2 separate regions of the Homo sapiens genome follow, and region 2 is linked to region 1. A link is a contact called in ENCODE Hi-C data. All regions are on one chromosome and are shown on one strand. The core of a region is the stretch at or near the end of the contact, and the rest is flanking DNA. Distances in the headings are between cores, read along the strand shown. Region 1 overlaps NBEA (neurobeachin). Region 2 holds the start of MAB21L1 (mab-21 like 1).

What was found. Hi-C counts contacts between places; a loop is a spot of excess contacts on that map.
Region 2: a loop to region 1 is called in a map of Right ventricle myocardium inferior, with 1.9 times the contacts of the local background. The contact joins the promoter of MAB21L1 here to the enhancer-like site in region 1. A Hi-C loop is called at or near these places in 1 of 168 maps with a recorded cell type or tissue (Right ventricle myocardium inferior).

Annotation. Positions count from the first base shown.
Region 1 is chr13:35,345,367-35,351,651 of GRCh38, reverse strand. It overlaps NBEA (neurobeachin), which reads right to left. Exons shown (of 59, transcript NM_001385012.1): 37 at 2,436-2,544. Among named protein-coding and RNA genes, the nearest start is that of MAB21L1, 130 kb to the left of the region's middle. RefSeq lists an enhancer at 1,686-1,980. Within about 2 kb of position 1,876, at least 3 of the 41 ENCODE cell types and tissues checked have a DNase peak (open chromatin) inside an H3K27ac peak, as active enhancers do.
Region 2 is chr13:35,475,071-35,481,668 of GRCh38, reverse strand. MAB21L1 (mab-21 like 1) reads left to right here and starts at 4,980. Exons shown (of 1, transcript NM_005584.5): 1 at 4,980-6,598. The coding sequence starts at 5,531. The region is part of intron 41 of NBEA (neurobeachin); the gene reads right to left. RefSeq lists enhancers at 2,098-2,894, 5,408-6,404.

The DNA of each region.
Region 1 (6,285 bases), core at 627-3,126:
ATTTTAATGTACTCAGTTTCATATTTGTAAATGAGGAGCTGAGACAAGATTTTTTTCTATGATCCCTCCATATTCTTAAAATGTAATGTGTTCAAAGGGTTTCATGAGAACTACTACCTTATTCTTACCTTCCTTTTCCCATAATTATCAGTTGTCATGTCAGCTATCTGACATGTATTCATTCTTACATTTGTTAGCAACACTGCTATCAATGGATCATTTTTTGTATTAAAAATATTTAATGTAAACATAAAGAGAAATATTTCTTTAATTATAAATTTGATTCTTGTTATTGTAGTTTTTATACAGAAAACTACAATAAATATACAGAGTGGTGTGACTATAACTTTTAACATTAATAAATGTGTAATACAAGTAATATAACTAGGAAGAAAAAAGTCTCATACATCTGATAAAATAAATAGAAGTAGTTCACATTCATCATTACTATGCAAAAATCTATTTCATGGAAGGTACTTGAACATATTCCTCTCATTTATCTATTGATATACACTACTACCACAAGTAATCTCTTCTGGAGAAATAACCCTACAGTAATCTAAGAAGGATTAATTCATTTTCCAATTTATCTTTTTGTACAGGGAATCACCAATTAGTACAACGATCTGCCTCAGTAATGAGGTTAATATTTCATTAGCTCATTGGAGAGTAAAATTAAATTTTCATTTTTCTTCCTTAACAACTACAGTAGTTAACTAAAAAAACTTAACTGTGAAGTACCCATCTAAAATCAAATATACTTTTCTTCCTAATTATAGGCTGATATGGGGGATAGAAAAATTCCTCAAAAAGTTCTAGCAAAATGTCATGACTTGTAAAATCTTTTACAATTTAAAAGGGATATCTTTGTGTAAACTACACACACACACACACACACACACACACACACACACACACACACATCAATAGCTCTAACCCAAAAAGGAGAGATATAAACATTTCAGGTTAAAAAAATAAGGTACAATCATCAAATAACACTGGCAATATAATCAAAATTACATTTACATTAATATTATATTTTATGTTTATAAAATCTAAAAAACACTAAGTCTTCATGTTTCCTTGGAAACCTCTTATCACCTTGGGAAGATGACCCACAACGAGAGTAATCTCATTCCTAAGAGTGAAAAATTGGTGTGTGTCGGGTGGGGGATAAAAATATTGTTATTTCAGTACATAAAACACAAATGTATGTAAGTACAAAAACAGATACACAGCCTATGGGTGGTATTATAAAATTTCTTTGGGATGAGAGGCCAATTAGGCAAAATGTCTAAAAGGACTCCTTAGGGAATCAATAACAACAATAAAAAAGGTTGAGAAACACTGCCCTTGGCTTAATGTCACCTTGGTTAAACATGTTAAAGCTCATAACTAATATCTAGCCACTTGAAAATCTATTTTAAATGTTTTCACATGACAAATATTGATCTGCTTATATCCTCACAAATTATCTTGATTTTCTTAGTGGAAATACAAGAGACTCAAAACTGATCCTGCAGGGAATTCAGTTGAGATTCCAAATCTTTACTAATACGAAACTTCACTTTGATAAACACTTAAAGATCACTATACTTTTATCGAAGTTTAAAATATCTGGTATCTTTCTCAGAATACGGTTGTTGCAATTTCACAAGACAAGTGGCTGCTTGTCTTGTGCCTCTTCTGACCAAATGAAGCAAAGGTCATGTGTTTGAAAGCGATAGTGGCTATTTTCCTGTCTCATGCTTTTCAGCCAGCTAGGTCAGAGATCACTAGACCTAGTCTATCAACTTGTATGACTCACAGAGCTGCTTTACTGAGATAAAAACCTCATCAAAACTAGAATTGTGGGCTCTGATTTCTAGCTACACCATACTTGTTAGCCTGTTGTATCAGGAGAATAAATTGGTGAGTCATTTATTACTTTCAAGTCCAACTAAGCCAAACAGCAGGGCACATAAATATTTCTCGGACCTATTTTGTCTTGTAAATGGAATAAACTGAAATAATAAATAACTGTTATGTATAAAACAGAAATTGAAAGATTTTTTTGAATCTTATATGAGTTTATTCATATAACTGTATCATATACTCATATCTACCTATTGGTGTGTAAATCTCTGCTAGCTTAAAATAACTAAAATTGTTGCATTATAAATTATTTTTTGCATTTACTCTTGAGTAGGTTAGAATAACTTCAGTCTACCAAATGGTTAGGCATATATAGGGCAGAAGGAATGTTTTCATGCTGTAAATGGGGTGAAAATATATTAGTACTCTGTTTGACATTTACTAAAGCTTTTAAAAAACAGGAACAGAAATGCCTTCAGTGAAATTTTCCTTTTAAAAAAACCTTCTTATGTAAGGTCACAGATAGGTGATTTTTGGCTTATAATAGAAAGGCAGAATTTAGTCTACTCCCAAAACCTTACCTCAAACTCTGCATGTTTATGTACATCCTCGGCTCTTTGTCTGTTCAAAATAAACTCAGCTTCATTTGCAACACGGACTATATGGTCCTTCATAGCATGGCACAGTAATCTAAAAAGAAAAATACCTTTAGAAATATTATTCTTAATAGCTTTGGTCAGTCCAATTTTTTTCAATAATCAGATTTCAGTACTTCAAATATACATAAGTTTTAGATAAAGCTAGATATAAAATTAATATATTTTAAATTATGATTCAGTAAAATGTGAAATATAGAAAGATGTCATAAAACTGTTGCACCAATTCCTCTGTTAAATAGTGTGTCTTGTTAATCAGCAATTCAGTTAATTCAATTAAGATAGGTTCCTCAAAAATAAAAAATTTTGGTTGGAGTGTTTTCAAATGGTTATGCAACAGAAGTCACTATCTTAGAGGTAATTTTTCACAGATAAGTTCAATGACCACACTTTAGGAAATCAACAGACTAGATTCTTACTTTATTTTTATTTTTTTATATTGTACCTCAATAAAATTTTTAAAAATATAGGATGCCCAGTTAAATTTGAATTTCAGATAAACCATGTAGATTCTTACTTTAAATAATGCAGATGATAGGACTAAATGACATCTAAAATTCTTTTAAATGCTGAGATTCCAAATTCTAATATGGAACTACAGTTAAAGTTCAACCATATAGCTGACTTTTTTAACTACAGAAGTTACTTATTTAGGAGATTCGAATTATTTTTAAAATGTGTAGTAACATTTTACAGTGAAAAGCCTCTCACTATGTCCCCTAGTCACCAAATTTTCAACCTCAACAGGTACCCACTGTTATGCCTGGGTGTGTTTCAGAGACTTCTAAAATATATAAATAAAAATACAAATATATTCTTTTCCCACACTTCCTAACACTGATAATTATTAGTACATTATACAGTCTGTTCTTTACCCAGCTTTTCTCACATAGAAATGTATCTTGGACATCTTTTCACATGTACACACAGTGAGCTTCTTCTAACTTCTTTAATAACATGTGGCAGAGATTACTTCCAAAGATGGCTGCAACAACATTTCCCATCCCACATGCTCTTTTGCAGTGTGACTTTGTCATCAAAAAATGGAGACTTTTTCTACTCCTTGTGGATCTGGACTTGCCCTGTGACTTCCTGTGAGCCACAGAATACAGCAGAAGTGATGCTATGTGACTCCTGAGGCTAGGACATAAGATGCCAGGCAGCTTTTGATTTTTTTTGAACTCTCTCTTCTGGAGTCTGTTGCTCCCCTGAGAGAAGCCCACATCACATGGAGCACATTGAAGAGCACAGAATTGCTCGGGCTCTCAGGCCTAAATGAGGTCTCAGCCCAAAGTAAGTCACATTCAGGACACTGCAGACCCAGGCAACTCCACATGGAGCCAGAGAGAACTGCTTAGCTGAGCCCAGGCAATGAGAATCATAAGAAAGAAAAAAACTGATTACTGGTTTAAGCCACATGATGATGATGATCATGGAGGAGATGGAGGAGGAAGAGGAGGAGGAGGAAGAGGAGGGGAAGATAATATTGATTATAATAACTAATATCATTTTGTTTTTCACTGTGTCAATTAAAAACAATGATTTGGCCTTTTTGTGTCTTCTTCAATTTTTTTTGCATTAAGTAATTACTGCATATTAAAAAAAATAATATTTAAAAAGCTACCTTCAAGTCATTCTGGGTTTTCCTTAAAGGGCAAGCTTAAGAAGTGGTTTCAGTTCCTTTGTCTATGTCCTTTTTAAATTTCATTCTAATCCTCATATTCCTTCATTGTCCAGTTTTTCTTTCCGGGGATTTTAAACAGGAGTACTACTTCAATAACAGCATTACTTTTTTTCACTGCTCATTAATGAAATATATCAACTTTTTTTTGCTCAAGTTTTCATAAATATAAATCAGATGGAAATAGGTTTAACTTTGTTTTAATTTCTGTACTTACTAAATACTAAGTCCTAGTAATTCCTCCTATATTCTTCACTATATCATGTCTACCTGTGGCAAACTTTCTTCTTTACTGATACATAAATATAAGCAGAAGAAACAAAATATCATTATGTATTCTGATATTTCTAATTTATTGTTTAAATATAATTTTAAAAGCCTACATATGTCTTTGAGGTGAGTGTGACTATACTGGATTTATTTGTTCTTTCTAATATCAAGGTTGAATTACAAAACATGAAGTTTTAATATCTTCCCACCAAATTACTTGCAATATCTTTGTGGCATCTTCCATAAAAACCGACAGGTGAATGGTTCCTTTATTTTAGGGTGGTAATGTAAATACTGAGCAACACTGAACTCAAGATAGTTCTCAGTAGAAATCCGTCTAAAATCCATGTCTGCTCAGATATAGATTTAATCACTCCTTGATAAGATTTAGGTTAAATAACTACTCTGTCACTCTAGGACCAGTGGGAACGGTTCTGACAATATGACAGCGGCACCAGTAAAATCTTGCATAGCAGCAGGATAGCTGCAGATATTTCCTAGAAGCATGGAGCAGCTATCTCTCCAATCTGTTGAGGGGGACATAGACACATTCTAATGGGAAAGTTGTCCAGTTTTCAGTCTAAAAGTTAACCACAACACAAATTATTAAAAGAATACAAAGGTTATGGAAATCTGTTAGATGTGACAATACTTAGGAAAAAAGATAAAAACTCCTCTGTAAATGACGTTGGAGGGCAAACAAACATACAGTCTTAATCACTGAGGGAAATGGAAAATTAAAAGAAGCTAAAAAAGAACATCACGTAAACTCTGATTATTAACTTTTGATCATATTATCAGCCTACATTTTGTAGAGAGGCTTCAAAAGAGAGAAGAGATGTGATATTAGAATATTTCGTTCAATGGCTTTGTCTAGTGCATGCTGAAGGCTGAAGAAAGCCAGGAAGAAATCTAATATGTGCAAATTAGTGCAAATTACAAAACTTAAATAGATTAACAGGAGACAGCAGGAAGGGAAGGGTACATGGTCTGGCTGGCTAATACATATCATTCCCAGGAGCAAAGCAGTGGATTAGAAAAGCAAAGCAGCATGGCTGTGGGGGTGGAGGCTTTGTAACAAAAGACTCCTGTCCTCAGACACACCAAAGAAATTGTATCAGTTTTTTAGTCTGTTCCCCTATCTTGGGCACTTATGAGTTCTGCCAACTGATCTATGATGTTTTATTTACACGAAGAGAAGGTATCTTTCCATGACTCTTGACACCACTCTGAATGACACCATTATCCACATGGAAAACATTGATCACAGCAGCTCACAATTCTTTGACTGATTAACTCAAAAGATCTTCAAGTCTCCCTTACTTCAGCAAATAAATCCAATGGCCATAAGTAGCTTCATTTCACAAGTCTTTATGCTTTAAGTCTACTCTCAGATCATGATCTCCTATCCTTGCTGCTCTCTTTCCTCTTCTGCTTAATAATTCACTTCCTTTTGCATCCATCTGGGATCCCACAATTCCATGTTTTAACCACTCTCTTGCCAACACCTTCACTTAATTCCTGATCTACCTGCTGCACTGGAGTCAAAGATGTGTGACCCTGGGTTAACACACTGGTCTCCTTTCTCAGTCTTACATCTAGACTGCTAAGGAAAGTAACAAAATGAATTTTCACTGAGGATAAAATCTATATTTCTTTTTCACAGTCAAGTTGTTTTTAACTCAGGTTTTGAGAGGCGACACGAATGTCTTTACTATCCTAAGCTCACTCACTTAAAAATAATAGTATATGTAAATATATAAATAAATAAATAAACCACTCTGCTGCACTTGGTATTTATCAGTCTCTTGCTTCCTTAACAAA
Region 2 (6,598 bases), core at 3,731-6,230, 130 kb before region 1:
AGATTTTAGTTTTATTAGAAAGATAATAGTAACTTTCTGAAGGGTTTGTGAGAAATTAGACTATTGGAATCCATATTTCCTACACAGTATTCAATAAATGAATGACTAACTTCATTGTCCTTAAATGTTTGGAAAAGGTTAGAGATCACAATTTATGCTGAACAATAAAAAATTCTTTAGGTTGATAACCTCCCTTTCCCCATTTTTTTTTCAGTTTACAGATACAACTGAAAACATCCTGTACCTCTGTGTACATATGCAAATGAAGTGAGGAAACAGAGACAATTATGAAAATAAGCCAGGCTTTAAATTTCTTTTTCTACCAAAAGAAAAGTTTTGGCTAGTTATCCAGTATTACTTCAAGTCTGCAAATCAAGCAGCGGTGGTCAATTCTTACAAGTATACTCCCAACTTCCATTTTTAATCTCAAAATTTTCTTTTCAAAAACCTATTAATACCAATATCAAGCTTATTAAGCAACACTGTAGAGAAAAAAAGTACTCTTCACTACAAATGTGACTATATGATTGTGAACTAGGGTGATGAAGAAAACTGAGGCAAAGGCCTTTATCAGTCAAGTGAAGAATAAACAATTCTAAAAAATTAACCACGATTCTCAAAATGTTCTAGTTGAAGAAATAAAATAGGGTCTAAATTGTGCAAACAGTGACCTCAATCCTCTGCTTGACTTTGAAATAAATCTGATATTAAAAGATGAAATAATTACTTTAAGAAATCACTGAAACCTTGAAAGGTTTCAAGCTATTTTTTGTCTCAAGTGTTCTTATACCAGGAATCACACAGGAAGAAAGGTATAGATGCCATCAAATTAGGTTACCAGAAAAACTCTCTCTATTTTACTTTATTTAATGTGACACATAAAGAAAACCCTGCACAAATATCTGTCTTTAATTTCTCTAGTGTAAAAAAAGAAATATATTGTGTCTGGCAGAATGAAACACTTGAAATAGCCTGGGTGCATTTAAAAAAAAAGAAGGGGGAAAGAAATCAGATGGCTACAATGAGCCTTCAAAGCCACTCCAGCAGTAGGGATAAATAATGTAATAAACTCAACTTCATATTCTTTTTATCTCCCCAGCGTAATAAGCACATATTAAAAAAATAAAACTTTAAATTCATTAATACTTGTGAATAGACTAGCAGCTAGCAGATAATGAAAAAACACCAAACAATATCTATATAAGCACTTAACATGTATGTGCATATCCTTTAACAGATACCTTTTTTCCAGATGAAAGGTTACAATTACTGAGATTTGTGAACATGCAATTCAAATTTAAATCAGGTTTTTTTCGAAAACAAAGAAATATTGCATTCTTGTATTTCTCAACATAACAGGGTTTTTCTTTAAGCTTAATAATGACACTATTTATGAATTACTTTGTATATCCCATATAAGTAAGCAGGTCTGCAGAAGTGGAGACAAGTTATTTAGGAAATACTACTTGAGGCAAAGTTGTTTTGCCACTGTTATTTCGAACGCTTCGAAGTGTTAAGGATCACAATATTTAATTATTTTATATTCACTAATACTACTAACATTTATGATAATGGTGTGCTATGTCCTTATTGCTTTTTTTTTTTTTTTTCCTAACTGGTACATTTTAAATCGAGCCTGCCTCATAAACTAAGTAAATGCAATGTAAAAGTCAGTTAGGCATTAAAATTCTAAATACCATTCAATATAAGCATTTCAAACTATCATTAAATCATGAGATTCTTGAGATTTTTTTCCTTCAATTAGGCCAGTTTTCCTCAATTATCATTCTATTATTAGCTCATGTCAAAGATGTCTGCATGCCTACCACTGAAAACAATTAAGTATTTACATCCTAAAGCATGACACACACACAATTTTATTCTAGTAGCACTGAGTATATTTACAACAAAAAATATTGCAAGACTGGTATAACTGGAGTTTTTTAAAAAAACTTTTCACATTAATACATAAATGTATATTAAGCCATCTCTATGTACTACATAATCATTTGACATAACTAGTTTAATAGGTCAAATGATATTTTTTTAAAATTCACTGAAAAATAGTTAAATATATTACTCCCATAAAATAAATATATCCCCCAAGCCTAGATTAAAATCGGCTGAACTGCACAAAAATGTACTGTTATTTGCAATCCCTCTCTATAGGTCATTTCCATAAAAAAATTTCGGGGATGGAAAACACGCTTCTCCGAATAGCTTAATTCTCGCTTCAACAATGAGGGGCGTCTACGATCACTGAAAGGATTCAGCTACAGAAGGCAATTCATTTCACGTGTTCAGTGTAATAGAAAATCACTGTGTTGCAGCAACAAGCAGTACTTGCACTAGAGTATTATTCATTCCAGGGCGCCCAGTTCACCCACAGTGATAATCGCGGACCGGTGAATCCTATGTTATGTAAATCACCTTCAGCTCCTTGTGTGAGGGGTGCTTAAGGAAGCAGCTTAGAAAACACAGTCCTGGCGTCCTTTAAACTAAATGACTTCACTTTCCTGAACACTCTAGATCTAATGAGTTTCCTAGTATACCTTTTCTCACCATCCATTTTTCTTTCTCAAAGTGCAAATCGTTAGTGAAAAGGCGCTGGTTGCACCAATTAGTTTGCACAAAGTGCTTCGGTGTTTAGCTTCGCTTTAACCCAATTAAGCTGCACAGTGAGCCCCGAAGATGCGCCACCTGCGCGCCTGGCTCCAGCCAGGCCCGACCGGCATCCCTCGCAGGCCCGCGTCCTTCCCGTTGGACCCACTTAAGGTCCCCCGAACAGCCCTGGGGCCTCCCCGTCCTCGGCTGTCTCACGTCCTTGACAACCAAGGGTGTTCTGCAGGTGGCCCAAGAAGGCAAGGGGCGAGGTCTTGGGGCAAGCATCTCTGGCCTGAACCCAAGGGAGAGAGCGCAGGGCGCAGGGGCCCGCGGCTGGGGCTTGGCTGCGACCACACCTGGGCCGGACGTGGGCGGTGCAGGCTGAGGGGTGCGTGGGCAGACCGTGGTCTGGAGCAGACGTGGAGAGTAAGCCGGGACACCAAGTAAGGTTTTCAAATAAGCTCACGCAGAAATAAAGCGTAGCGATCTTGAGCCCAGAGAGGAAAGTAAGAGGGCACGGGAATGCGGAGCAGCGAGAGAGAGGCGGCGAGCGGACGGCACAGGGCCACACGCGCCGGGTGAGGGCAGAAGGCGGCGTTTCCCCAGAGACCACTGCACATCCTCGCCGTCGTGGCTGCAGGTTCTCCGGCTCTGATGGGTCTCCCCTCCAACTGCCAAAAGGTAGTGGTGCATTCACCCGCGATGACGGCAAAGTGGGGAGGGGTTTTTTGGGTGTTCCCAGACCCTGCTCTTAAGGGGATGGAAGGTTCTTGGGAAATAGAGTAGCTGGGTGCCACGCACCCCAATGTATACTATTTTCAGCTAAATTGGAATCTATCACTGTTGGATAAGGAGAAATTAAATAATAGGTGGTTTTGTGATGCTGTGCCTGTGCAAAACAAAACACACAAACAAAAATCAAAAGCTTAAGTAGCAAGTGGGAGCCCTGAAGAATATCTTGTTAAAAGTGACTCTGAAAGTGTCTACAAACATGTTACCGGGAGTTATAGGATTTGACGGGAAATATTCTTAATTGGAAAGACGTGGCATCTAAATTAAAGGTAGACAATTAAAAAAATCCACCTAGTTTTAAAAACCACAACGTAACCACTAAGTAGTATTTCTTTAGTTTCCTGTACTTTGAGGACACAACTGGACCACCAACTAGAAAAAAAAATTCCTCCTCCTGTTTCCAGGTTCCAAAATTCAGAAATGAAATGATTTATTTCATTTTTGTTTTCAAAATGATGTTTAAATCCAAAAAACCCCCCAGATAACTGCAAGTTAATTTTCTTTGCAAATGTTAACCATTTTCCCTTAATTAAATCACACGAAATAGTATAAAATTAGAAGTCTACTGCCAGGTCACCACTTAAGGACACTTAAGACAGGAGATATATCCTTAATTATACATCTGTAAACAAGCCAGATACCCCAAACCTTCAATTTTTCGGGATAGTTATCTGTGAGGAAGCTTGATCTCTATGATCTCACCTGAATTTTATGTACTAAAATACAGGTCACTATGAAATAACGCTAAAGTACTCTGTCCATCCCACAGACAATTTATTTTTCAAATGTTTCTATAAGTGCATATATAGCGTTGTGTCCTGCTTGTAATGCTGGGCAAGTCCACCAAAGTGCAAAGACTGCATCTGCTGGGGCAGAGGGATGTACGAAATATTTTTTAAATATCCTAACTTAAACAGGGGTAGAACATCTCACACACTCAGCAATAATTTTCAGATTCAACAAATGGAGAAAAGAAAAAAACATAAGTAAAAAAAGAGCATACTACCTCCATAACGTTTCAAAAAATCATTTTAACATATAGGAACATCCAGAATGAGAAAATTACACAGGTACTCCTCCATCTAAAGCCAACTTCCATATGCCAGTAGTCTGCATGAAAGAACAAACTTTCAACCTGCATTTAAGAAGACCCCAAGGATTAACAGACGTTAATTATCTTACTCTAAATGCAAGTTAGTGATTTTGTTTTAGAAAACCCCGTCAAGATCACTAATTGATGGATGCCCATTAATACACCTGTATTTGCATTTCAGCGGTAAAAGACAAGCAGGTTTTCGGCACAGAAGAGAGCCGCTTTGCCAAGTCTTTTCAAAACGTCAATATGCTTCAAGTAATACCAAAGCTGAGAGATTCCTCTTGATTTCCAAACTGTCTAGGTGGCCTGAGTGGTTTTCCGCCGGCAGCAGCCTCCTACCTTTAGTTTGTGTGCCTATATCCATGAGTGGGGATTAATTAGCCGGGTTGGAGCTGAAGGAGGCTGTCGTGACGAGCCCAGTGGCGATTGGCCGCCCGCCTGCCTGGCCCTGCCTTTATAATTTCCACACGAGTGCATCTGGGCTCTTAGACAAACCAACAGCAGCTTCTTCTGACATATACACACGCACACTCACCCCGGACACACACTCAGCACACTTTTCCTCCATTTGATTAACAGTGCTGCACACACAATGATTACGGGAAAGCGCAAATAAATACGGAAAGGGGTGCTTATTTTGACTACTGGAAGAGCTTTGCTGGGTCTCAGCGCAACTTTTGTTTTTTATTCCTGAGAAGGTGATCTCTCCATGCGGTTCTCTCACACAAGGATTCTTTAAAAGAGGAAGAGAGACAAGCAGAGGGGGGAGGACAGTCTTTCACTTTAAGAACGGCTGGGCTCAAAGATAAAAGGAAGGGAAAAGCAGCAGCAGCAGCAGCAGCAGCAGCAGCAGCAGCAGCAGCAGCAGCAGCAGCAGCAGGGAAACCAACGCTGCAGCACTTCCGAAAGGCATTTTTGATCCATTTCTGAGTGTTGCGGCCCGTTTCTCCACCGAAGTTGGCTCCAGCTCTAGCAGCCGCATTGGATCCCACAGCTTACTGCGAGACTCCGGTGTACAATCCGGATCTCTGCCCCAACATGATTGCGGCCCAGGCCAAGCTGGTCTACCATCTGAATAAATACTACAACGAAAAATGCCAAGCCAGGAAAGCTGCCATTGCCAAAACTATCCGGGAAGTCTGCAAAGTAGTTTCCGACGTACTGAAGGAAGTGGAAGTGCAGGAGCCGCGGTTCATCAGCTCTCTCAACGAGATGGACAATCGCTACGAGGGCCTCGAGGTCATCTCCCCCACCGAATTTGAAGTGGTGCTTTATCTCAACCAAATGGGGGTGTTCAACTTCGTGGACGATGGCTCACTGCCCGGCTGCGCGGTGCTGAAGTTGAGCGACGGGCGCAAGAGGAGCATGTCCCTCTGGGTGGAATTCATTACCGCCTCCGGCTACCTCTCGGCGCGCAAAATCCGGTCCAGGTTTCAGACGCTGGTGGCTCAAGCGGTAGACAAATGTAGCTACCGGGATGTGGTAAAGATGGTGGCAGACACCAGCGAAGTGAAACTGAGAATCCGAGATAGGTACGTGGTGCAGATCACGCCGGCCTTTAAATGCACCGGGATCTGGCCGAGGAGTGCTGCCCACTGGCCACTTCCCCACATCCCCTGGCCGGGACCCAACCGGGTGGCGGAGGTCAAGGCGGAAGGTTTCAATCTCTTGTCCAAGGAGTGCCACTCCTTGGCCGGCAAGCAGAGCTCGGCGGAGAGCGACGCCTGGGTGCTGCAGTTCGCGGAGGCAGAGAACAGACTGCAGATGGGGGGCTGCAGAAAGAAGTGCCTCTCCATCCTCAAAACCTTAAGGGATCGTCACCTTGAACTGCCGGGCCAGCCCTTGAACAATTACCATATGAAGACTCTGGTTTCCTACGAGTGTGAAAAGCATCCCCGAGAGTCGGACTGGGACGAGTCTTGCCTGGGTGATCGGCTGAACGGGATTTTGCTGCAACTTATCTCCTGCCTGCAGTGCCGGCGGTGTCCCCACTACTTTCTACCGAACTTAGATCTGTTTCAAGGCAAACCTCACTCAGCTCTGGAAAACGCTGCCAAACAAACGTGGCGACTGGCAAGAGAGATCCTGACCAACCCGAAAAGTTTG